3 separate regions of the Homo sapiens genome follow, and all the other regions are linked to region 3. The links are chromatin loops, found by intact Hi-C in ENCODE. Cell type or tissue: heart right ventricle. All regions are shown on one strand. Region 1 overlaps OSBPL1A (oxysterol binding protein like 1A). Region 2 overlaps OSBPL1A (oxysterol binding protein like 1A). Region 3 overlaps OSBPL1A (oxysterol binding protein like 1A).

Region 1 (8,000 bases), 81 kb after region 3:
AGGTGGATCTGATGTGGGGGGAGGTAGGGAGATGGCAGCATTTCCTTTCATAGAAATCCTTGGATTCCCTTGAAGGTAGTAGTCAACACCACCACCCTGATGTCAGTCAGGCTAGGATTCTGGGTAAAGTTCTCATAACTCTTCCTAGTGTGACCTTGGACCACCGAACATGTAAGTCATGTGGCACAAAAGAATCTGCCTGGACATTACCTTTTAACATTTTGCAATTGAATGTGTACCCTGGGAGCACTCCAGAACTTTCCCTGTGCTGGGAAGTACAGTCACCTCATGCACACTTCATTCTGTGGCTTGAAATCCTGTCCGCTGCAGAGATACCCACTTTGGCATTTTTCTTTTCATTTTCTTTCTTTTTTCATTTCATTTCTTTTCATTTTTTTGAGACAGGGGCTCATTACCCAGACTGGAGTGAAGTGGTGCCCTCATGGCTCACTGTAGCCTCAACCTCCCCAGCTCAATTTATCCGCCCACCTCAGCCTCCTGAGTAGCTGGGACCACAGGCGCGTCGTGCCACACCTGGCTAATTTTTTTGTATTTTTAGTAGAGAAGGAGTGTTGCTATGTTTCCCAGGCTGGTCTCGAACTCCTGGGCTCAAGCAGTCCTCCCACCTCAGCCTTCCAAAGTGTTGGGATTACAGGCCTTAGCCACCATGCCTGGCCTCTGGCATTTTTCCAATGTCTCTCTTCTCTGAGTGGATAATGAAATCTGAAACTTCCTAAATGTAATTTCCAAGGAACAAATTTCATAAACATTAATTTTAAACAAATATTTTTTGACTCCTGCATGGAGAGTAATTCATCTAAATTTCGGAGCCTGATAATGTGGGATCTAATCCCCGCTCTCCCGCTTCCTGGCTGTGAGACCCCAAGCAAGTTGCAGTTCCTACGTGAGTAGCATTCCATCCAGTGTAGAACTAGCATCATAATTTGTACCTTAGAGGTAGGTGTATTGAGCGATAAATAATTTATGTAAAATGCCTGGAACTATTCCTGGTTTAACGTTGCGCTCAATAAATAATAGTTCATATTATCATTAATCACAGCTGAGAATGAGACTTGAGCTCTAATTTTATTTCAATTCTATTAGGATTCAACAGGACAAAGCAAATGTATATAGACAGATGACAGTAACACACGTTTGTCTCTTTGGAACTGAAAATTTCAAGATAAAAATTAGTATTTATTTGTATTCTGCAGAGTCAGTATTTTTCAAACCCTTAGTTAAATATGTTTACCTTTATGATCCAGTATGCAAATATGTATATATGCATGTCCTTAAAATTAAAATCAGTTTCACAAAAGAATGCTCATCATTACTACAAATTGTATTTTCTATTATATTAAAGTAACATTGATTCCAGCTCGTTACATTTATTTTACAACTTGTTAATGAACCAGACCCACCATTTGAAAAACACTGCTCTGAGTTACTATAGAATTTGTACTGTATCTTTGTAAGGTTATTTGGTCAAAGGAGTTTGTATGAACATTTCAGATATGGTTTAGTCTTTTTGGCCACTTTAGAATATACAGTTTTCTGTATTTCTGTTGACTGATTCCTTTCTCCTGCTCTCTCCTGTTTCACTGGGTGTCAGCTGTAGTGTTGGTGTTATGAATTTGTTCATGAAGGTGACTAGCAATCTGTCTAGTTTACGTCCAAATCGAGACTAACCATTCTTTTAAAAGATAGGAGATGATGTTATGTTGGATTGCACCTGCTATGTTCTGAAAGATACTCTGTTTCTCTAGAATGCGGTTTTACTTTTATGTTTAGGCACATAACTTCTTGTACAAGTAAATGCTTATGCTGAATCATAAATAAAATACAACAAATAAACATAGAGCTGTTTGGGTTGAAAGGGTTCCATAGAATGTTCTGAATCATATCTCTAGAACTTACTGATTCAAAGCATAGAGAGAGAGCTTCAGGGGAAGTCGTGTTTTTGGAAACTTCTTTCTGCTGAGGTTCATAGGAGACAAATGTTCTGAAAGAACATTTTTATTAATGTGGATTGAAAGGAGATCACCTAGCTTTTGGAAATATTGTTCTTTGGGCACTGTCTGCTGTAGGACCTTCTCTCTTAGGCAGCAGACACAATCAAGGTATAAGCACTAAGCGACAGTAAAGATTAAAAATGAGGAGTCTTGAGAGAGAAATACAAATATTACCACTTTTTTTTTTTTTTTTTGAGTCGGAGTCTCACTTTGTTGCCCAGGCTGGAATGCAGTGGTGCAGTCTCGGCTCACTGCAGTCTCCACCTCCCGGGTTCAAGTGATTCTCCTGCCTCAGCCTCCCGAGTAGCTGGGACTACAGGTGCATGCCACCATGCCCAGCTAATTTTTTGTACTTTTAGCAGAGATGGGGTTTCACCATGTTGGCCAGACTGGTCTCGAACTCATGACCTCAGTTGATCCACCCACCCTGGCTTCCAAAAGTGCTGGGATTACAGGCATGAGCCACCGCGCCCAGCCTGCATGTTTCTGATTCTATCACATTAATCCAAATACTTCACTTCGTGTCCTTTTTGTGGGGGTGAAACTGAGTTCTAGAAGCCATGTGTATACCTTCAGCTATCATCTCTCTTCCCTTACCTCCATTTACCCAGCTTCTTAATTTGTTAATAAGTCCTAAGAGTGGAAGAGGAAATTTGATACTGAGCCTTAGCTCTTCCTGCTCTCTGTTGTTGTGAGGAGCGTGCCAGGACAGAGTGCGGGGTGTAAGCATCCTGCGGGTGACAGCCCCACAATTCCACACTCAACCAGAGTCCTCATCCCATTTTTTCCGTAACAATTAATGCCCCAGATTTGTATGCTATGATGATATCATTTTATGGTGTAATGCTATTATTATTCAAAATATGTGGCTTTTCTAAATTCACAGTACATATTCTTATCTGCCAGATATGGTCTAGGTCTCACTCTGTCTTAGGAAGGAAAGGAAGAGGTTCTTCTCCATGCATTTGTCATCTTGGCCCCCCGTGTCTGCAGCCCCATCCCCAGCCGGGCTCACTCTGCCCCATCTCCTCCACTCCCATGCACCTGCACGTTGTACTTTACCTTTTTCCAAATAGCATTTAGCCACTTTGATTTCCAATACTGATGACATCCTTCTTTTCTTCTCCCAGTCTGTTTTGAGCAGGATTATGTTATCAAAATGTCAGATTATACAATGTGAAATGAATACTTTACCTAACTGGAATTCAACCCTAAATCTGTTTGTGGTTGAAGCTTTTACCAAACAAACAAATCTCCGGCTCCTGAGAACTAATCCTGACACTGCTTAGTCATTTGAAGCCTTTGCTTATTTCTTTCTGCTTGTTTCCCCTTTGTCACAGGACTCTTTAATCCGAAAGCCTCATGTCCTGTGTGTACCCTGTTTCCGTCCTCCTCTTCTCCTCCATCCCTTTGCTCCAGTGGCTTTCTCAGCAGGGCTCAGCCAGAGGTTAGGTCGTTGGTGTTCATGCTCAGTGACTTAGGCAACCAGCCCCAGGACCTCAGCACAAAATTTGAGGAGGTACTTGAGCTCAAGGCCATGTGCGTGCTGCCCTTGTGTGTGTTCAAATGTCTTGGAGTAATAGAATAGTCCTGGATTATTGCAAGAGGTGACAAAGGTCTGGTACATCAGGAATACCGACTACTTAAAGTGAAAGAAAAGTGTTGTATCATTCTTTTAAAGGTAGCTAGTGGAATCCACATACCATCGAGTTTTGATTGCCACTGTCATTCTGTTAAATAAATACATGAGCAAGCTATTCTTCAGTCATTGAAAAGCTTATACTTCTATGTCTCCTTTAATTTGTATTTCCATTTTATCCTTCCTATAGGATAACTCAGTTAACTTCGTGTCCTTTTTGTAGGGGTGAAACTGAGTTCCAGAAGCCATGTGCATACCTTCAGCTATCATCTCTCTTCCATTAGCTCCATTTACCGAGTTAACTCAATTGTTTTAATCTCTGAGGGTCTTTTATCGATTACTTCATCATACTTCATTACTGCAGAAATATGTATAAAAATTAAAATTTAAAAAGCTATATTCTATAAGACTTTAGTACTAAAGGTTTCTTTGCATTGTTATAAATGTTAGTATTTGATTACAATTGTAAACATTATAAAATTTATGAAAATATTAACAAAGGTAAAATGTTATGAGTGAAAATTTTTTTCAATTGGTTTTAGATATCTGAGATGAATATCACTTGCTGCTAGAATGAGACAGGATCTTCAGTAACAGTTATGTTCTTGTTTTTGAATAGATGCCAGGATTGAGAGCTTTGCTCATATTAATAGACAGATGGGAGTAGGAGTTTTTTGGGTTTTTAAAAAAATGTCCAGTAATGTCATTCAGTTCTTTGACCCCCTTCTCCACTAGATGCCAAAAGTCAGATTATATTACAGAATTTTTGTGTGTGTGATTTATAAGCTAACAACTCAATTAGGACTCCCTTCAGTGTTACTAAAAACACAACTTTGAAAAACTCTAACTTGCACAAGGTTTTGTTACCTTTCATTAGTCATTGGCTTCTTGGCCTCTGGGAAATACACCAGAGAAGCTTTTCCCAAGCTCTCCGATCTCAATTCATTGAACTGTTTTTATCACTCAGTTGTACCTTGCAATACTGAGAAAGGGTTGAGAAAATTGGAATAATTTTCACTGAAGTAAACCTTTGCCAGTATGTTTTTGATAAAATGCTTTTATCTCACCATGAATCTTAAGATGTTTCCCACAAACTGAAGGTTTAGCTCATTCATTCCAGTACAGAATGTCTGCTACATAGCCATAGGGCCAGACCTCATGCCCAGACATATCACTGGGTCAGAGTAACTGTCAGAAGGGATGAGATATTATTTCTGGAATCAGATAAACATGTGATACCCTATATGCCACCATGACAACAGTGCTATTCTTGCATTCCAACTCTAAGATAGATGCGGAGCTAGATAAGGTTTGGAGCTTTGCCAAATCTGGCATGTTATAAATACCAACTAGAGCGACAGAGGATAGAAGGAGCAAGATAGTTAAACAAAATTTGGTATCTCTACCCCCACACTCTACAGTGGTCTAAGATCAGAATGTTTCAACCTGGGGAGAAATGGCTTGAAGACCCTATTTCTCATGTCGTGTCTTTCTCTTAACTGAAACAGGACGTCAAGGAGCCCTAATGTAAGTTAATGGTTCTTGAGTAAAAGAGGCTTTGCTGGTAACAGTACTGTATCTAAACTTCCCTCTCTGGTGCCCTGGAGGTTTTCACATTTCCAGGTATAAATACTATGCCAAGATTCAGCATGGTAGGAGATTAAGTACTTTTTTTTTTTTTTTTTTTTTTTTTTTTCAGTAGCAGAGGGCAACTGTGAATGGGGAAATGAGCAAAGAGGAGCAGCACGGTCCCTCCAGTGCAGGTGCCATCTGAGACTTGCCAGTTTCTAGGAAAAAATGCATGTGGAAGTAGATTCCCTTAAAGCCACAAATGCCGAGTGATCCAGGGCAAGCTTGCAGCCCATGCTTCCATTGTTTCTCCACATTCCTGTGTAGGTGTTGTCCAGCCTTTATGAAGTCCCCTAGCAGGAGGGTTCACGCCACCTCTCAGCTCTGAAGCTCTTCAGCTCCTAAGCAGGAAGAATAGGAAAGGAATATCATTATGTTCATTAGCATTTTCCTTAGAGCTTTTCTTACCTTCTTCTCCACGTTTTCTCATTGGTTGCACTGAGGTGCCCACACTGTGGTTCAGTAAACACATGATGAACACACCGCCTTTTCCCACTCCGTGGCGCCTTCCTTTCTGCCTGCGTGTCTTTCACTCTGGCCCCTGTTGTCCCCCATGGCTGGCCTGTGAGGACTGAGGACAGAAGGCACGAGGGCAGCAGGCTCTTTTTCAAACTGCCCATCCAGAGCGGCCGCAGGCAGCTATCCCGGGACACCTTAGAGTAACTCATCTGCGTGTAATCGGTGGTATTCAGATGGCAAGAACCTCATGCAGTGATAAACTAATAGATGAGATGCTAGGCATCGTGTGGAGCGGGGGGAACTGAGCAGCATGAGATGGGGAAAGAAAGACATTTGGCCCTGCGATGCCCTCAAATGTAAGCACAATGAATTTTTTCATTATCGGTAGCTGTGGGAGGTAGAGGTGTCATAGAGGAAACATCCAGTGCCATCTTCATCTTGCAGGAGGCACGGCTCTGTCCAGGGGACAGCTGACTGCCGCCAGCCCCCGGCTGTCAGTGGAGCGAGCCCTGGGGACCCACCAGGGCTTAGGTCACACACGCGGGGGAGCACCCTGCCCACAAGCTGCTGTCTGGGCAACAGAGCAGACACACCTAGCCTAGCACTTGAGGGAATTTTTCTCTCTATAACCCAGGTCTAAAGTAGTTGCACTTCTACCCTGTTACAGTGGTTGACTTTACATTTATACAATATTTTCAATTTCAGATGAGCTCAAACTTGGCCTTGCTCTCAGGTTTCTCTAGTGCTCAAGTGAAAACACAGCCTTCTCTCCTTCTTCTCAGTTTGTCAGCCAATGAGCAGTTGCAGTTAGGAGTTTCTGCAGTTTCATCATAGGTTGCTATTAATTTGCATGGATAAATTTAAACTTTGCTATTAGCTGGAATTGCTTGGCATAAATGTTTAACTTTTCCAGCTGCCTGAAGCTCTCAATGATAGAAGTTTCTAGGCAGTGTTTCTTCCTGAAGCTTGGTCTTCATAATGTGAATTGTTGTTTTTCTTGTTATTGGAATATACACACATATTGGTTGTATACATTATCTAGAGAATGCAGCACCAGACTTCATTGGATTGGAAGTGAAAATGATGTATCAGTGAATTTTCAAGAGGTCTAAGAGGGAAGGAAATAAAATACACCTTGTGTCAGCGAGTTTTTCACTACCTCTCTAGGGAACTGTAGGTTTTAGCAATTGAAATAATTGTAAGATTATTTAAAAATAATTACAGATGATGGAGGCAATACAATTGCAAGTAAGTTGCTATATTTTAAAATAGCATGTTACACTCTTCCAAGGTCCAGGTTGTTTTTATGGCAGTCTGGGTTCTGCCTCTCCTTCCCTCTCTGTTATTTGACCCAGCCGTGTGCCTTTCCATTTTCTTGAATGCGTTCATTCTGAGTTACTAAAAGAAATGGAAAGCTGTTTAAATTATTATAGATTACAACATTTTATTAAAAGAGGCTTGTAGAATTTTAGCAGCTTTTCAAATGATTAAAAAATAAATCTACTTATTGAATTGATGATAAACCCACATCCTTTGTGCCTTGGTCTCCAGAGTTCACACCACCCTCTTTGTCATTGGCTTCAAGCCCCTGGAAAGCCCGGTGGCTGGTGTTGAGGAGCCCGTGGCTGTGGACAGCTGCCTGCCCCATCCTGCCGTGCTGTGTTTTCCCACGGAGCTGGATGTGGAGAAATGGCAGTGCACGCAGCATTGCTTTAGAGTTGCAAGATTGCATCCCTAGGCCAGTATTCCTGAGAAAACAAAGCAGAATCTCTTTGAGGGAAGAACTCCTGTCTTATAAATACTAAAATGTCATCCCTGGTCCATCTATTCCTTCCTCAATGAGTATGTGATAGTCCTTAAGAGTGTTTTTCAGGAAAAACAAATTCAAAATCAGACTTACAGGTAAAGCTCTTCCTTTCTTTAATGAATAAACTTTTAAAGTTTCTTTATGATCAATCCCACCCTGCTGTTGTGTACAATAAAGGGAAATGGAGAAAACAGGAAGGGAGCTGAGCCAGAAATGGCATAGCCTGTGTCACCTACTGGCTGTCACTGGTTGCCACTGCAGTGAACCCCTGCCATCCTGGTGTTTGGATCCCTCCTGGCCCAGGCTTCAGGAAGGGCAGCACCCTGTCCCTCACTGCCTCACCTTTTAAGCCCAGGTCCCTATGCCATGCTGCTTCTGTAGCTTCTCTGCAGCTCAGCTGCCCCTGGGTCAGGGCAAAGTATCCCAGCCATTGAGTCGTACTTGCTTTCCTGCA
Region 2 (8,000 bases), 96 kb after region 3:
CGTTGTGTTAGGGGAAGAATTCAACCTTTCTTCTTTCAGACTTTCTCGGGGTGTTTCCAAGAAGAAGTTAACACATACACACACACACACACACACACAAAATAGAAAAATATGTTTGTGCTTACTTGTGTATATAAATATATATACATTGCTATATGTTAAAAGACGGCAAGGAATTGCACTTTTTAATGTTTTAGATGGAAGATTGTATATGTTGTACATGGATGGACTAGTTAGAGGTAGAGTATAGTGGACACATTGTTCTCCTTCAACAAAGCAATAGCATTCTAAACTGAGTCTTTCTGTCCTTTCATCTATATAAGTCAGCATTTTCCAACCTCAGTGGACTTAACACCAATTAAGTTGTGGAGTTTTATATCTCTTTCCCCAATCCTGGAGTGTCATACTTTTAAAAATTTTTAAATGAATTAAAAGTAACTTTGGACTTGAGGGTTTTTTAAAAGTCCTTGAGAGAATTTGTAGCACTGTTAGAGTGTGATGAAAACCATGGTTGGGAATAACACTGTAGGAAGCAACTGAAAGTAATTTTCATTCTGAATATCCAAGTTTCCATGTCCCACTGCTAGAGCCATATTAAAACTCCAAAGTAATGAAACTCCTCAAAATAATTCTGTAAATTACTGTCTTCAGCAAAATTTCAGTTCCTAAAAGAATGCGGAGCGAGCTCGGCTATTTTTGACTTGTTCTCATGCTCTGTCCCACAGTGTGTAGCTGCGTTTGCTGTATCTGCTGTTGCTTCTCAGTGGGAACGGACTGGAAAACCTTTCAACCCACTGCTGGGAGAGACTTATGAATTAGTGCGGTGAGGCCTTTCACTTGCATGCTTTATACAGCGTTGCAGATGAAGAGGAGAAATACATACATATTGGTCATCACGAATAACAATTATATAGGACTGGAGCAAGTTAACAATTTTGATGTTTGTTTCTAGGATAGCTATTATTTTAGAGACTGTCAAAAATACTGAAACATATATAAAAGGTACCATTATAAGAAATAATTGCAAAGATTTTTGTATTCCTGATCACATGGGATTAATCACCCTCCTTTTTTCCTTATGTAGATCATGAGACATGATCGAGTTTTGTTTTGTTTTTTTTTTTTACTTTAAGTTTTAGGGTACATGTGCACAATGTGCAGGTTAGTTACATATCTATACATGTGCCATGTTGGTGTGCTGCACCCATTAACTCGTCATTTAACCTCAGGTATATCTCCTAAAAATAATCATTTAAAGTTTATTAGCTGGGTTGTGGTGGCACAGGCCTATAGTCCCAGCTACTTGAGAGGCTGAGGCAGCAGGATCTCTTGAGCCCAGGAGCTCTGGGCTGTAGTGCACTATGCTGGCCAGGTGTCTGCACTAAGTTTGGCATGAATATGGTGACCTCCCAGGAGAGGGAGGTCAGAAATGGACGCAGGTCAAAACTCCTGTGCTGGTCAGTGGTGGGCTTGCACCCATCATTAGCCACTGCGCTCCAGCCTGGGCAACAGTGAGGCCCTCTTATAAAAATATCTCTTTATTAAAAAATATAAATAAAATATATTAGCATAAGTATATATTGTTTGCATGAAGCCAATGACTGCATCTGTAAGTGCAGTTCTGTTTGCTTGAGCTAGCCTGTGTCTTGTTTATATATGATTAAGGGACTTTATTTGGCTTTAGTTTTTCTATGCGTTCCTCCTCTTCTCTGCACAAGTTTTGATCTCATTTATTCCCTAGATGTTTGAAAGTGGACACACTAGATTTCTCTAATGTAAAAGGAATGATGTGTTTTAAATTTACATGACTAATATTTTTTCATGCAAATCATTCAAATTCATCTGGGTGTTCTTTGTTTTAATTTGTTCAAGTAGCTAGCATTACAACATTGGATTTGGTGGTTTGGGTTGCATTTGTATAATTTCTCATATATGAAGTTGTTTCATTGCAATGAGAATAAAGAATTGTTGGCCGGGCATGGTGGCTCATGCCTGTAATCCCAGCACTTTGGGAGGCTGAGGTGGGTTGATCACGAGGTCAGGAGTTCGAAACCAACCTGGCCAACATGATGAAACCCCCGTCTCTACTAAAAATACAAAAATTAGCCAGGTGTGGTGGTGCATGCCTGTAATCCCAATTAGTCGAGAGGCTGAGGGAGGAGAAGTGCTTGAACCTGGGAGGCAGGGGTTGCAGTGAGCCAAGATCACGCCACTGCTCCAGCCTGAGCGACAGAGCAAGATTTTGTCTCAACAACAACAACAAAAGAATTGTTTACTTTGAAAGGGCAATTATGTACATGTTTAATGATAGAGTTAATTATAATGTTGCTTTTTTTTTTCTTTTTTTTTTTTTTTAAATCTTAAGAGATGACCTTGGATTTAGACTCATCTCCGAACAGGTCAGCCATCACCCACCAATCAGTGCATTTCATGCTGAAGGATTAAACAATGACTTCATCTTTCATGGCTCTATCTATCCCAAACTGAAATTCTGGGGGAAGAGTGTAGAAGCAGAACCCAAAGGAACCATCACCTTGGAGCTCCTTGAGTGAGTTCTGATCAAGCCATTACACTCTTTTCATGTAGACCTGCCTGTAAGTGTAGACATGCACACTCAGCTGACCTTACTGTTCAAAAGCTGGAGAAAAAGAAACAGCTTTCATACAGTGCAAACTGTCTACGTCTATGTAAAAGAATTTGAGAAACATGGCAGTAGCCATTGCTAATTAATCTGGGTATGTGTAAATAGTTTAACTTGATTTTTGACTCTGGTGTTTGGATCTATTTTAAGATCGATGGAGTTAATTGCTTCATGACAGTTCTTATGAAACATGCTTTTTTATATCCTTGTGCCAATGTTTTGTTTACAGATCTTTCAAAATGAATTCACTCTGAGAAATAATGAAATGACAATTGTGTGGCACATGTTAGGCGTTAGATAAATTGGGAGTTCTCTTCTTTTGTAAGATTAGCTTTAAATCCACAATTAATTCCAGTTAGGAGAGAATAAGCATACGATACCCTATCTCTTTAACACTGATTACAACTAGATACCCCGGACAGAAGACAAAGCAACAACCCAAAGACTCTGAAAAGTAGATAGTAGCAGGCAGACTGGGGAGAGAAATCAAAACCTGAACACCAATATGGCAGTGAGTTTACTGGTTTTATATATTTCTCCCAAATCTGGCTCAGAATCAGAGCAGCAAATTGCAGAACTGGGGATTAGAGGCCGACCGAAAAAGTTCTGAGAGTAATTCTTTCTTTCTAATTAAAGGACCTAGAAAGATACCCTTGCAGGAAGTAGAGAATAGGGGAAATCCTGTTTTAATTTTGTCTCACAGCCTTGCCCCAAAGCAAGCACTAGGGTCTGTAGCTACACTCCTGCTGCGATGGTGGCTGTGGCAATCACACACGTACCTCAGAGTCCTTCTCTTTGGCCAGAGAAACTGAGTAAAGGAACCCCTGGGGTTCAAAGAGTGTGAGAGAATTCCTGTTACTTGTTTTTCTTTCTTTTCTTTTACCCCTTTGCCCCAGAAGAAGACCTAGTTGTGGGAGATACAAGACAGAGCAGAGAGGCTCAAACCCCAGCTTGCCAGCCGGAGGGGAGAGAAAGCGCCCCCTGGTGTCTAAGAGTGTTGGGGAAACCACAAAGAGGAGGGAGCTCAAGAAAGGGGTCCCCTGAAGCTGCATTATGAGTTCCTACGCTCATCCCTACACACATGCATTGAAATGACCCAGAAGGGTACACAAGGGCCTCAGGATCTGAAATGCTGTGTGGCCTGAGAGCCAGGTCCCTGGATGGCTATTGAGGGGTGGATCTGAGCAGCACTACAGAGGCTTTGAAAATTAAACTGACACTGGAATGAAAGCTCACAGGAGGAGAGTCAGGACTTCTGGCCTGAAACTCTGTTAATTGCCTACTAAAAAAAATTTTTATCAGTATTCTCCAGAAGAGGTTAAGAGGACAGAGTCTTACAATATTCAGGTGTGCAGAATACAATCCAAAATCATTCAGCATACCAAGCAACAGGAAAATCTCAACAAACTAAAATAGAAAAAGACATTTTAGCCAAAAAAAAAAAATAGAAGTATTTTTGGAAATTTTAGTACTAAAAATATAGTAATAGAATATAATAACTGGGATAGGCTCAATGGCAGAATGCAAATGTCAAAATATGTAAAGGATGTGTATGTTGAAAACTACAAGATACTGTTGAAAGTAATCAAGAATTACCTCAGTAATGCAGAGACACACTGTCTCGATATATTTGGAAGCCTCAATTATAGTTAAGATGTCAGTTCACCCCTCACTGATCTATAAGCAGTCTGTATGAGCACAGTCCAAATCAAAATCCCAAGATGATTTTTAATAGATACAGAGAAGTTGATTCTAACTTACGAATTCTAAGTTTGTATGGAAAGGCAAATGACAGAACAGCCAAAATAATTTTGAAAAGGAAGAACAGAATTGATGGACTCCCACTACCCAATTTTAAGGCTTAATGCTAAAGCTGTTGTAATCAAGACAGTGTGGTGGTGGCCAAACTATAGACAAAGTATAGATTAATGCGACGGGGAAGGGAATCCAGAAATTGACCCGCAGAAATGTGGTCAGTTGATTTTTGACAAAGCTGCAAAGGCAATACAGCTAAGAAGAATAGTCCTTTCCACAGACAACCATCTGTGCTATGGAGACAGTTGGACATCTATATGTTAAAAAATGAACCTCAAACTAGACCTCACGCCTTTTACAAAAATCAGCTCAAAATAGATCATTTACGTAAAATGTAAAACTAAGGGTTTTGGAAGAAAACATAGGAGAAACTCTTACAACTTTGGATTAGGCAAAGAACTCTTATGGATATGATACCAAAATTATAACCCATAAAAGACAAAAAGTGATAAATTAGATGTTATTAAATTAAAAACCTTATATCGAAAGATACTGTTCAGAGAATGAAAAGATAAACTATAGAATAGTAAAAATTATTTGCAAATCATATAGCCAACAAAGGACTTGTAGCCACAATATATAAAGAATTCTTAAAACTCAACAGTAAGAAATGATAAGGTCAGGCGCAGTGACTCATGCCTGTAATCCCAGCACTTTGGGAGGCTGAAGTGGGAGGATCACTTGAGCCCAGGAGTTAGAGACCAGCCTGGGCAACATAGTGGGATCCTTGTCTCTAGTAAAAGATTTTAAAAATAGCCAGGTTTGGTGACATGCACCTATAGTCCCAGTTGCTTGGGAGGCTCAGGTGGGAGGATCTCTCAAGCCCAGGAGTTCGAGGCTGCAGTGAGCCATGATTGCGCCATTGTATTCCAGCCTGGGCAACAGAGTGAAACCCTGTCTCTGGAACAACAACAACAAAAAAGAACAATAAAAAATGAATAGATACTTCATATATATATATATATGTGTATATATATATATATATATATATATATACATACACATGGCAAATAAGCACATGAAGTCAGCTGATTGCAGTGGCTCACACCTATAATTCCAGTTACTTAGGAGGCTGAGGCAGGAGGATTGCTTGAGGCCAAGAGTTCAAGACCAGCCTAGGCAACATAGTGAAAATCCGTCTCTAAAAAAATAAAGTAAAATAAATTTAGCCAGGCATGGGGACACATGCCTGTAGTCATAGCTACTAGGGAAGCTAAGGCAGGAGGGTCACTTGAGCCGAGGAGTTCGAGGCTGCAGTGAGCTATGATCCACCACTGCACTCCATCCTAGGTAGTAGAATAAGACCTCATCTCTAAAAAAAAATAAATAAAAATTTAAAAAGATGTTCAACAGCATCAGTTATTAGAGAACTGCAGAGTTAAAACCACAATGAGCTATCCTATTTATACCTATTACAATTTATATTTATACCTATTACAATGTCTAAAATCAAAATAATTGTAAACATTGACAATACCAAGTGCTGACAAGGATGTGGAGGAGCTAGAAATCTCATACAGGTTGAGTATCCGTTTTTTAAAATATACCAAAAGTGTTTTGGATTTTGAATATTTTCAGATTTTGTAATATTTGCAATATACCTACTGGTTTAGCATCTCAAATCCAAAATTCCAAAATCTGAAATACTCCAGTGACCATTTCCTTTGAGTGTCATGTCAGTGCTCAAAAAGTTTCAGACTTTGGAGCATTTCAGATGTCCAAGTTTTGAATTTGGAATGCTCAACCTGTGTATTGTTGGTGTTGGAATGTAAAATGGTAGAGCCACCCTGGAGAACAGTTTGGCAGTTTCTCATCCAGTTAACCTTATGTTTACCACATGACTCAGCAATATCACACCTAGGTATTTGCCTTAGAGAAATGGAAACTTACGTTCATCCCAAAACCTGTATACAAATGTTTACAGTAGCATTATTCATCATCACCAAAAACTGAAAACAGCCCACATGCCCTTCAGTGGGTGAATGGTCACACAAACTGTGGCATATCCATACAGCGGAATCCTACTCAGCACAAAGACTGATACGTAGAACAACACAGATGAATTTCAGGTGCATTATACAAATTGAAGATGCTAATCTCAAAAGGTAATCTACATTTATATGACGTCTGGAAAAGGAAAAACTATTGCAATGGAGAACAGATCAGTTGTTGGGGATAAGGAGTGAGTTGGAGATCCAGGGATTAGGAGTGGAGAAAGGTTTGACTACCAGGAGAAGTATGAACAAAGTGTTTGTGGGTGGAGGAGTTGTTTAGGATCCTGATTGTGTTGGTGGTGGTTACACAGATCTGTGCAAGCATAAACCTGAGTACCAACAAAAATGAATTTTACCTTATGTAAATTAAAAGACACATATCTAAGGACAAATATATGAAGGTGCAGCGGTGGCTCACGCCTGTAATCCCAGCACTTTGGGAGGCCAAGGCGGGTGGATCACCTGAGGTCAGGAGTTCGAGACCAGCCTGGCCAATATGGCAAAAACCCATCTCTACTAAAAATACAAAAATTAGCCGGGCATGGTGGCACGTGCCTGTAGTCCCAGCTCCTCGGGAGGCTGAGGCCCGAGAATCACTTGAACCCGGGAGGTGAAGGTTGCAATGAGCCGAGATCACGCCACTGCATTCCAGCCTGGGTGACACAGCGAGACTCTGTCTCAAAAAAAATAAAAAGTAAAATAAAACTTTTTTTTTAACTTTTATTTTAGGTTTGGGGGTACATGTGCAGGTTTGTTCTGTTGGTAAACTGTTGTCATGCGGGTTTGTTTCGTCACCCAGGTACTAAGCGTAGTACCCAATACTTATTTTTTCTGATCCTCTCCCTCCTCCAAACCTCCATCCTGAGGTAGGCCCCAGTGTCTATTCATCCCTTCTTTGTGTTCATGAGTTCACATCATTCAGCTCCCACTTATAAATGAGAACATGTGGTATTTGGTTTTCTGTTCCTGCGTTAGTTTGCTAAGAATAATGGACTCCAGCTCCTCCATATTCCCAGAAAAGACATGATCTTGTTCTTTTTTATGGCTTCATAGTATTCCATGGTGTATGTGTGCCACGTTTGCTTTATCCAATCTATCATTGATGGGCATTTAGGTTGATTCCATGTCTTTGCTGTTGTGAACAGTGCTGCAGTGAACATTCCCGTGCATGTATCTTTATGGTAGAATGATTTCTATTCCTCTGGATATATAGGATTATAAAATCAGAGTTTATTCACATAGATGAGTTTTTTTCCTTTGGTGAGCTGGAGGGTACTTTCTCTAGAAAGTGCTAAATAGACTTTTTATTTTGTGTCTCTACTTTAGCTTTTTTTAATGTTTCATGACACTTTTGAATGCTTAAAATGATTATGTACGTAGTTTATTTGGAGTTTGGTGGAAGTATAGAATTTTTTCTTAAGCTGTTACTCCCTTTTAAGAAACAAGAATGGGCAAATGATCCCAATTTTATGGTGAGTTAACATCAATAGAATTTTTAAAGGCTTAGAACGTAGTTATCTCAAGCAGCCTGGTTTGTTATTCTGAGTAAT
Region 3 (8,000 bases):
AGGATGTACTGATATGATCTACATAATCGAGGTTTTCATAGGAGCTATAAATAAATGAGGCATTATTGTAGGAAGATTTTATTTGTAAATAAAACTGCTATGGCCTATGGCTCATGCCTGTAATCCCAGCACTTTGGGAGGCTGAGGGTGGGTGGGGGGTGGATCACCTGAGGTCAGGAGTTCGAGACCAGCCTGGCTAACATGGTGAAACCCCATTTCTACTAAAAATACAAAAAATTAGCCAGGTGTGGTGGCACATGCCTGTAATCCCAGCTACTCGAGAGGCTGAGTGAGGCAGGATAATCCATTGAACCCAGGAGGCGGAGGTTGCAGTGAGCCGAGATCAGGCCATTGGCACTCCAGCTTGGGAAACAAGAGCTCTGTCTCAAAAAAACAAAAAACAAACAAAAAAACTGCTTATGCTGTTGAGAAAATGGCAATATATAAAATACTTTGTAAAGTTGGTGGTTGATCTACTGAAGAAAAACCTAGATGCTGTTTTTAGGGTAGTTTTCTTGGAAACAGTATAACAGAATGTGAGTGCTGGGTCTTTTCTTAGCCTGGTCTGAGAGTTCCATTCAAAATGCCAGAAACTGGTTTCTGGAATTATATTTGTTTCTGTAGTTTTCCTTGCCAGAGGATGCCCTCCTCATTTTGTGTACTATCGAGCTTCCTTGATGTTAGTCATACCAATTTTTCCAAGGTAAGAACTGCCCATTTAAAGTCAGTAGAAGCTCACTTATCAAGTGTTTTATACATATTTCATGTTAAATCTCCTGACTGCTGAAAAGCTGTGACCCAACTGTATGACTGGAATGTCATACAGGCACGGTGGCTCATGCCTGTAATCCCAGCACTTTGGGAGGCTGAGGTGGTGGATCACCTGAGGTTAGGAGTTTGAGACCAATCTGTCCAACATGGTGAAACCTCGTCTCTACTAAAAATACAAAAAATTAGCCAGGCGTGGTGGCAGGCACTTGTAATCCCAGCTACTCGGGAGGCTGAGGCAGGAGAATCGCTTGAACCCAGGAGGCAGAGATTGCAGTAAGCGAGATTGCACCCTTGCCCTCCAGCCTGAGCAACGGAGTGAGACTCCGTCTCAAGAAAAAAAAAAAAAAAGAGAGTGGGACTAATTTTGTGGTATAATGGAAAGATTCAGACCCTACATTGGAACCGTCTGAAGGGTTGGAATTCTGTACTGCTTCTTTGGACTGGACACTGGTATCTTTGAAGAGAGATCATGTGTTCATGTGGACTTACAGCTCTACAAAGTCATGATCTCTTCCATTCATTTCATTTCCTTTGCTGTCGGGCAGTCCTGTAGTCATTTTGTGACCCTGATATCTTTTGTTCCCTAATGTTCTTCACAGCTCTTTTGGGCCTGCACCCGTCTCTGGCCTTCTGTCTCTGTAGTCCCCTCAGATCTCCTTCCACTCTGAGCAGAATTCCTTTGTTAAACATGAGGTAGTCACTGTATATGGCTCCACTCCCTACCACTCTTCACTCCAGTTTTTATCTGCATCTGCTCTTATACTTTCCTCTAGCCTTTTGCTGGAGGCATCTGTCTCCTTCCATTCTGCTTCTCTGGGGACCTTGCTTCAAAAAATAGCTCCTGTCTTTGGAATTCTCTACCCCCTTATTTATAGCTTTTGTCTATCTCCCTGCATCCTTTTCCAATTCCATTTTTGAAAATGTGATACTTTCTGTTTCTACTTCTTAATTTTCAGCAAGTCCACCGAAACTGTTCTTGCCAGTATTTCCTTATTGCTAAATCAAAGGACATTTAAAAATTGTCTTGCTTGTCCTCTGAAGGGCCTGGCATGTGACTACTTCCTGTTTTTTGGAATTGCGCTGTGGCTTCCACAGTGCCGCCTCTTTTGGCTTCTCCTTCCTTTGTAGCAGCTCCCCCTCAGTCACCTTCTTTTTTTTTTTTAATTTTGAGATGGAGTCTTACTCTGTTGCCCAGGCTGGAGTGCAGTGGTGCCATCTTGGCTCACTGCAACCTCAGCCTCCCGGGTTCAAGCGATTCTCCTGCCTCACCCTCCTGAGTAGCTGGGATTACAAGTGCACGCCACCACACCCAGCTAATTTTTTTGTATTTTAGTAGAGATGGGGTTTCACTGTGTTAACCAGGCTGGTCTCAAACTTCTGAACTGAAGTGATACACTCGCCTTGGCCTCCCAGAGTGCTGTGATTACAGGCTTCAGCCACCACGCCTGGCCTCAGCCACCTTCTAAAGCATTTTTTCATCTGCCTATGTATTAAATATTAGTATTACCTAGGTTTCTGCGAGTGACCTTCTCACTCCTCATATTCTCCCTGGATGATGTCACCCATTCTTTTAACTAGAATTCCCTGAGGACTCAGATGTCTCCACCTCAGACTTCTCCTGAGTTCTGATCTAATATATCCAGCTGCCTTTTGAACATTTACATATGCTTATATCAGAAGCATTTCAAAACCAACGTGTCTCAAACTGAGTTATCCATTCAACTCATAGACTTGCCACCCATTCAGTAATTCAGGCCAGGATCATGGGAACTGGCTTTGGTTCATCCTCCTTCTTCCTCCCTATCTTTAATCAAGTCCCGTCAATTTTTTTTTTTTTTTTTTTGTGAAGGAGTCTCGCTCTGTTGCCCAGGCTAGAGTACAGCGACACAGTCTTGGCTCACTGCAACCTCTGCCTCCTGGGTTCCAGCAATTCTCCTGCCTCAGCCTCCTGAGTAGCTGGGATTACAGGCACACACCACCATACCCTGCTAATTTTTGTATTTTTAGTAGAAACGGGGTTTTACCATGTTGGCCAGGCTGGTCTAGAACTCCTGACCTCAAGTGATCTGCCTGCCTCGGCCTCTCAATGTGCTGGGATTATAGGTGTGAGCCACCGTGCCCGGTTCAATTTGGTTTTTTAATATCTTGGTTGCCTATCTCCCTTTATTCTGTCTTCCCTGACTCCAGCATACAGTTCCCCATTGCTGTTCTGTGAGATAAATTCTCAAGGCTGCTCTGTTGGATGACTGTAACCATTTCCTCATACAGGCTCCACCCTTCAAAACTAGGTGAGGTGTCCCTGCTGCTCCATGAGTTCCTGGCTGTCATAGCATTTATCATATTGTATCATTATATATTCACAAACTGGAGCTTCCTAAGGAAGCAACTGTATCTTAGTTATTTTTGTAGCATGGTACTTGGCATGTGGTAGATGGTGAATAAATATTTGAATGAATGAATAATGAATGTACAAAGGAAAAAATTCAGGCTTTGGGATCAGACCAATCTGGATCTAAACTCTGCTACCTCGACCTTGAACAAATGAATATATGTTTAGGAATTCTGTTTCCACATCTGAAATTGAGCGCATATATGTGCTATTTTATGTGAGGTGCTTCAGTACAGTACCTGGCACATTTAGGAGCCATGTAGATTGCCTTTTAAAACAAGAAGGTAATTTGTTGTTCATTGTTTTGCTACCTAGCACTACTTTTATAAACTGAATTCATTCTCTAATTTTCAGGGCCTAGGGAGAGATTCTGTAGCAGGGACTCCTCTTTCCATACATGATTTTTCCAAGTACAGTAACAGTTATTATTCTGAGTGAAAAAAGTAAAAGAAATGAACTGACTTTTCAAAGATGCCATGAGGCTGGGCGTGGTGGCTCACGCCTGTAATCCCAGCACTTTGGGAGGCCAGGGCAGGTGGATCACTTGATGCCAGGAGTTGGAGACCAGCATGACCAACATAGCAAAACCCCCGTCTCTACTAAAAATACAAAAAATTAGCTGGGTTTGGTGGTGCAGGCCTGTAATCCCAGCTACTCAGGAAGCTGGGGCACGAGAATCACTTGAACCCAGGAGGTGGAGGTTGCAGTGAGCTGAGATTGTGCCACTACACTCCAGCCTGGGCGACAGAGCAAGACTCTGTCTCCAAATAAATAAATTAATTAATTAATACAATAAAATAACAATGAAAACAAAGATGCCATGAAACCTCACTGACATTCATTCCCAATTTTCCCAGCATGGCCTGGAATGGTCTTTAACACATTCTAGGTCTGTAGTGCAATTACAGCTACCACCAACTTCAATGGGACTTAAAGTACCTAGGATCTTGTGAAAGAAATATTTAATTTTGTTCATTTTTACTCTGAACTCACTAAAGTATGAGGACAGAGTTAAACACTTTAGTAAGGTGAAAGGTTTGAAACATGTTGAAACAAAAAGATTTCTTTCCCTCCATCAGAGTGTTACAGTTAACCATAAATTTCATTAACCTGAACATCCCACTTAAGTGTGGTATTTGGGTGGTGGGTTTTCCTGTCCTCTGAACCTTTGCCCTTCAAGCCTGGCTGGAATAATTTTACCTAAGTAGGTTTCACGGTAGTAGGATTAATACCGTTGTTTTCCTTGTTGCTCAGTGTCCCAACTAGGGTATAAACAATAAATATGTGAAGACTGCCTTTCAGTCTTGGTTTTGGAACCGTAAACGCGAACGCTTCAGCGTGAGCCGGAGTAAGTGACAGGCAGGACTGGAGAGAAGATTCCTTTGCTTTCCAGAGTTTCCCAAGGGGCGGGTTGGTTAAAAAAAAAAAAAAAGAAAAAAGAAAAAAAAAAAGTTGCCAGGGCCGGTGTCTCCAGGAGAGGGCCGAGCGCACAGCAGCTCTAGGACCTCGCAGGCGCCTCGGCGCGGCACTCACGTAGAGCCCAAGGAGCAGTCCCCGACCTCTCCTCGGAGGGCCGTGCAGGCTTCCCCGGCGGTCCCTACCTGCGCCTCCGCCCGCCAGCGGCGCTGGGGAAGGGGAGGAGCGGCCCGGACGCTGCCCGCCGCGCGCAGGGAGCCGCCCGCCGCAGGCCTTGCCGCCGCCCGCCCGCGCTCTCCCCGCGAGCCCCGGAGGGCGGGTCTGCGGCCGAGCCAGCGGCGGCGGAGGGGCAGCGCAGACCTCTGCGGCCCGGGCGGGCGCGGCGCGGGAGTCCTGGGCCGCTGGCGGGCAACGCCTCTGCCCGACCTCGCTGGGGAAGGCTGGCGCTGCTGCCCGGCCGGAGCCAGGGGCAGGCTGCGCAAAGGTGACTTAGGGAGACCTTGCGGGCCGCCCTGGGTCGCGCCTCCCGGATCGGCTCGCCTCGGCTCGACTGGAGGGGAGGAGGAGGAGCAGGCCGAGCGCATTCGCGCTGGAGCTTGCGAGGAGCGCAGGGTGGAGCGCGCCAGCCGGGGTCCTCGGATCTGGCCCAGGTAGGTGGGTGTATTTGCAGCTCGGTGGCTTTGCGGGGCAGCCTGGGGCCACGGAGGACGCCGGGGGACGGAGCGGGGAGGGCGGCCAGACTTGATCCAGGGATGTGAGTAGATCCAAGAATAGTTGGACGTGTGTGTGCAGAGTGGGGTGCAGCCGCGGGCGCGTGGGGAGGGGCGCACCAGCCGGGAGACCCTGCTCTCTTCCCAGTGCGGGTCTCCCTGCCGTGGGGTTCCTGCAGGAAGAGCCCCTGGGGAAAAAGCCCGTGGACTGATGTGTTTCTCAGTTGAATATTGGTATTAGGTCAAGAAGGGCTGGAGTGGGAGGAGTAAGACAGTGAAAGACATTATTGTCCTAAATAACCTTCCAAGTTAGTGATTTTTCGCATGGCTGTGCTCCGGCTGACATTGAGATGAACTTACCATCCGCTCTTCAGAGGCCGCTGAAATTCCAAGAATACGAGAAGTGCATGAGCGGATTAAGGAGAGAAAGGGAAATTCTATTTGTGTTGGGGAATGGGGAGGTGGCTTTTAACTTTAATGTTTTGATTAAGGATTTTTGATTACTCACAGGCTTTCTTTGTAGCCTAAACCAGCGGGGAATCACGTTTCCTAGCATTCAGAGCATGTGGCTAGTTGTTTTGTGCTTTCTGTTGTGCTGGATTTTTCTGGGTTTGGAGAGAGGGTGGTAAGGAGAGGAAGATGCCAGAGAAGAGCTTAGTACAGCTTTTCTGAGTTATTAAGGCTATTAAAAGTTTCTTAATTTTAATTAGGTTCAAAGACTGAATTAAGGCATTGCTTAGCAGGAATCTTTTTCGAGAGAGAAAAATGCTTGAAATGTGTGTTGGTGGAATAGTGTGTAGGCAGGAAAACGGGGTGGGGTGGGGGGTGTCTAAATACAAACTTGCTTTCCATTTTGAGGACACACCGAAGTTAATCTCCTCTCCAAATCAAATTTTTTAGTCCCTAAGCTGATGTCTTTGGCAAGGTAACTCAATTTCTGTTTAGTGGATATTTAATCTGAGCATAACTACCAGGGAGCTATTTCAGCCTCTGTCCCAGTGCTACTTTTGCCAGACTGGAGTTTTAAAGGAACTTGTATCAGCCTGAATATAGTTGCTGGACTCTAGTCTCCCCTCTTTAAAAACCCTTTAAAGGTTAAATTTAGGAGATTGTATTGACAGTGAAAGTGACCCGTATAATTTCTTTGCCCCCAGTTGTGAGCCCTGCATAATGGGGGGGAAGTAAAAGAGCCTGTTAGGTTTTCCATATTAAAGCAAAGGTCTTACTGATACTCAGGGTGGTTTATAAATAGTTTGAGCATGTTTAAATATTGTGCATAACTGAGAAAATAATTATGCAACATCATAATCTAAGCTCCATGTACAATTTTTGACATTTATCATTTACATTCTTTATAAAAAGGTTGGCTAAACTTACTACTTCTGGCATTCAAATATATGACTGTTTATCAGCTTTCTGAGAATTATAAGAAATATTTTAATTCCTCTAAAAATAGAAATTTAGAATTGTTATTCAGTCCACATTATTCAACATATATTCCTAAAATTTTCAGTTTATTTTATATATAGTCCAGAGATATAGCTACAAATTAATTTTGGAAGCAGCTAAGACATAAGTTATAAATAGAATGAAGTTTATGTAAACTGAAGCTGGATTTCATTGTGATAACTTTTGGGGAATTTTTGAACAAAATACATAAGGTTTTAATTAGCATGGTGTGTGTGTGTGTGTGTGTGTGTGTGTGTGTGTTAGGCTTGTCATGCTTGATGTGACTCAAGATCTATCCTGATAAGTTTTTGTATCTCACGATGGTACCAAGACTATAATCTGCATGTGACTGTGTTTGTCTTATTCCGTACCATATTCCCAATATAGAATGCAGTGCCTGGCTTGTACTCTGATTAATTTTGCATGAGTTATATAGGCAGACATAATTTTCCTTTCATTTTAACTTCAGAGTCTTAAGGGTGTAACCCCTATACATTTTTATAATGGTCCATTGAGGATTTGATGTCTGTTACTTTCTGTGACTTTTTTTTGAGTCATTTGATAAATATTTATAGATTGTTTACCTTATAAGAAACTGCTAGACCAGTCTGTCTTCATAAAATTAGATGACTAAAATCTATGTAGTCATCTGACTTATACCGGCGTCAGGTGACTAAATAAATTCTTACAGAAGGTGCAACATACCCAGAAGCAACAGAAGAGGGTAAATTTTAGCAAATCGTTAAGACCGGAATGGAAGGGAAAGAATAAAGAGAAAGTCCAGTCTAAAAGATAGAAGCGGGGTCCTTTTGAAGGACTTTGTAAAGTATGCTTATAGAGTTCGAAACTTATCTTGGGCAGTTAGAGTCACTGAAAGATTTTAATCAGATTTAATGAGATTTGCTCCTTATGAGAAGGATTAGAGAGGAGCACAGGCCTGCAAACAGGACGACCAGGTGCAGGAACTCAAGAGAGATAATCAGGGACTGAACCAAGTTAGTGACTGTGGAGAAGGAAAGGGGGATGCAGAGCAGAGATGCTTCAGAAACAAACGGCATGAATAGGAGCTGGTACTCCAGGGAATGTGGGGAATGAAGGTGGAGCCATAGGTGACACCCAGTTTTATGGCACAAGTCACACTGTATAGAGGTGATTAAGGTAGGGAATTGAGGGAATGTGGAAAGATGAGTTGCCTTTTGGACATGCTATTATGTTCAAGTAAGATTGTCCTTAGGTGTCTGATAAAAATTTGAGAATCATTAGCA

Evidence for each region. Hi-C counts contacts between places; a loop is a spot of excess contacts. Peaks named below come from ENCODE experiments on the same cell type or tissue, not always from the same donor. Only the 100,000 strongest peaks of a DNase experiment are listed, where the experiment ranks them.
Region 1: it touches region 3 in a loop (3-fold over the local background); 17 of 110 quality-filtered maps call a loop at or near these places.
Region 2: a loop joins it to region 3, with 6 times the contacts of the local background. A loop is called at or near these places in 63 of 110 quality-filtered maps.

What each region holds. Positions count from the first base shown.
Region 1 is chr18:24,187,694-24,195,693 of GRCh38, reverse strand. All of the region lies in intron 18 of OSBPL1A (oxysterol binding protein like 1A), which reads left to right. Among named protein-coding and RNA genes, the nearest start is that of CABYR, 53 kb to the right of the region's middle. RefSeq lists an enhancer at 5,395-5,689. In heart right ventricle, no CTCF peak of the experiment used is centred here; no DNase peak of the experiment used is centred here.
Region 2 is chr18:24,172,561-24,180,560 of GRCh38, reverse strand. It overlaps OSBPL1A (oxysterol binding protein like 1A), which reads left to right. Exons shown (of 28, transcript NM_080597.4): 20 at 726-823; 21 at 2,366-2,548. Among named protein-coding and RNA genes, the nearest start is that of CABYR, 37 kb to the right of the region's middle. In heart right ventricle, CTCF peaks have their summits at 3,429 and 3,631 (motif pointing left); a DNase peak (open chromatin) is centred at 3,620.
Region 3 is chr18:24,268,848-24,276,847 of GRCh38, reverse strand. All of the region lies in intron 15 of OSBPL1A (oxysterol binding protein like 1A), which reads left to right. Among named protein-coding and RNA genes, the nearest start is that of MIR320C2, 49 kb to the left of the region's middle. RefSeq lists a silencer at 2,496-2,709. In heart right ventricle, a CTCF peak has its summit at 4,636; DNase peaks (open chromatin) are centred at 1,860, 4,767 and 5,217; H3K4me3 peaks cover 3,781 bases; H3K27ac peaks cover 5,501 bases.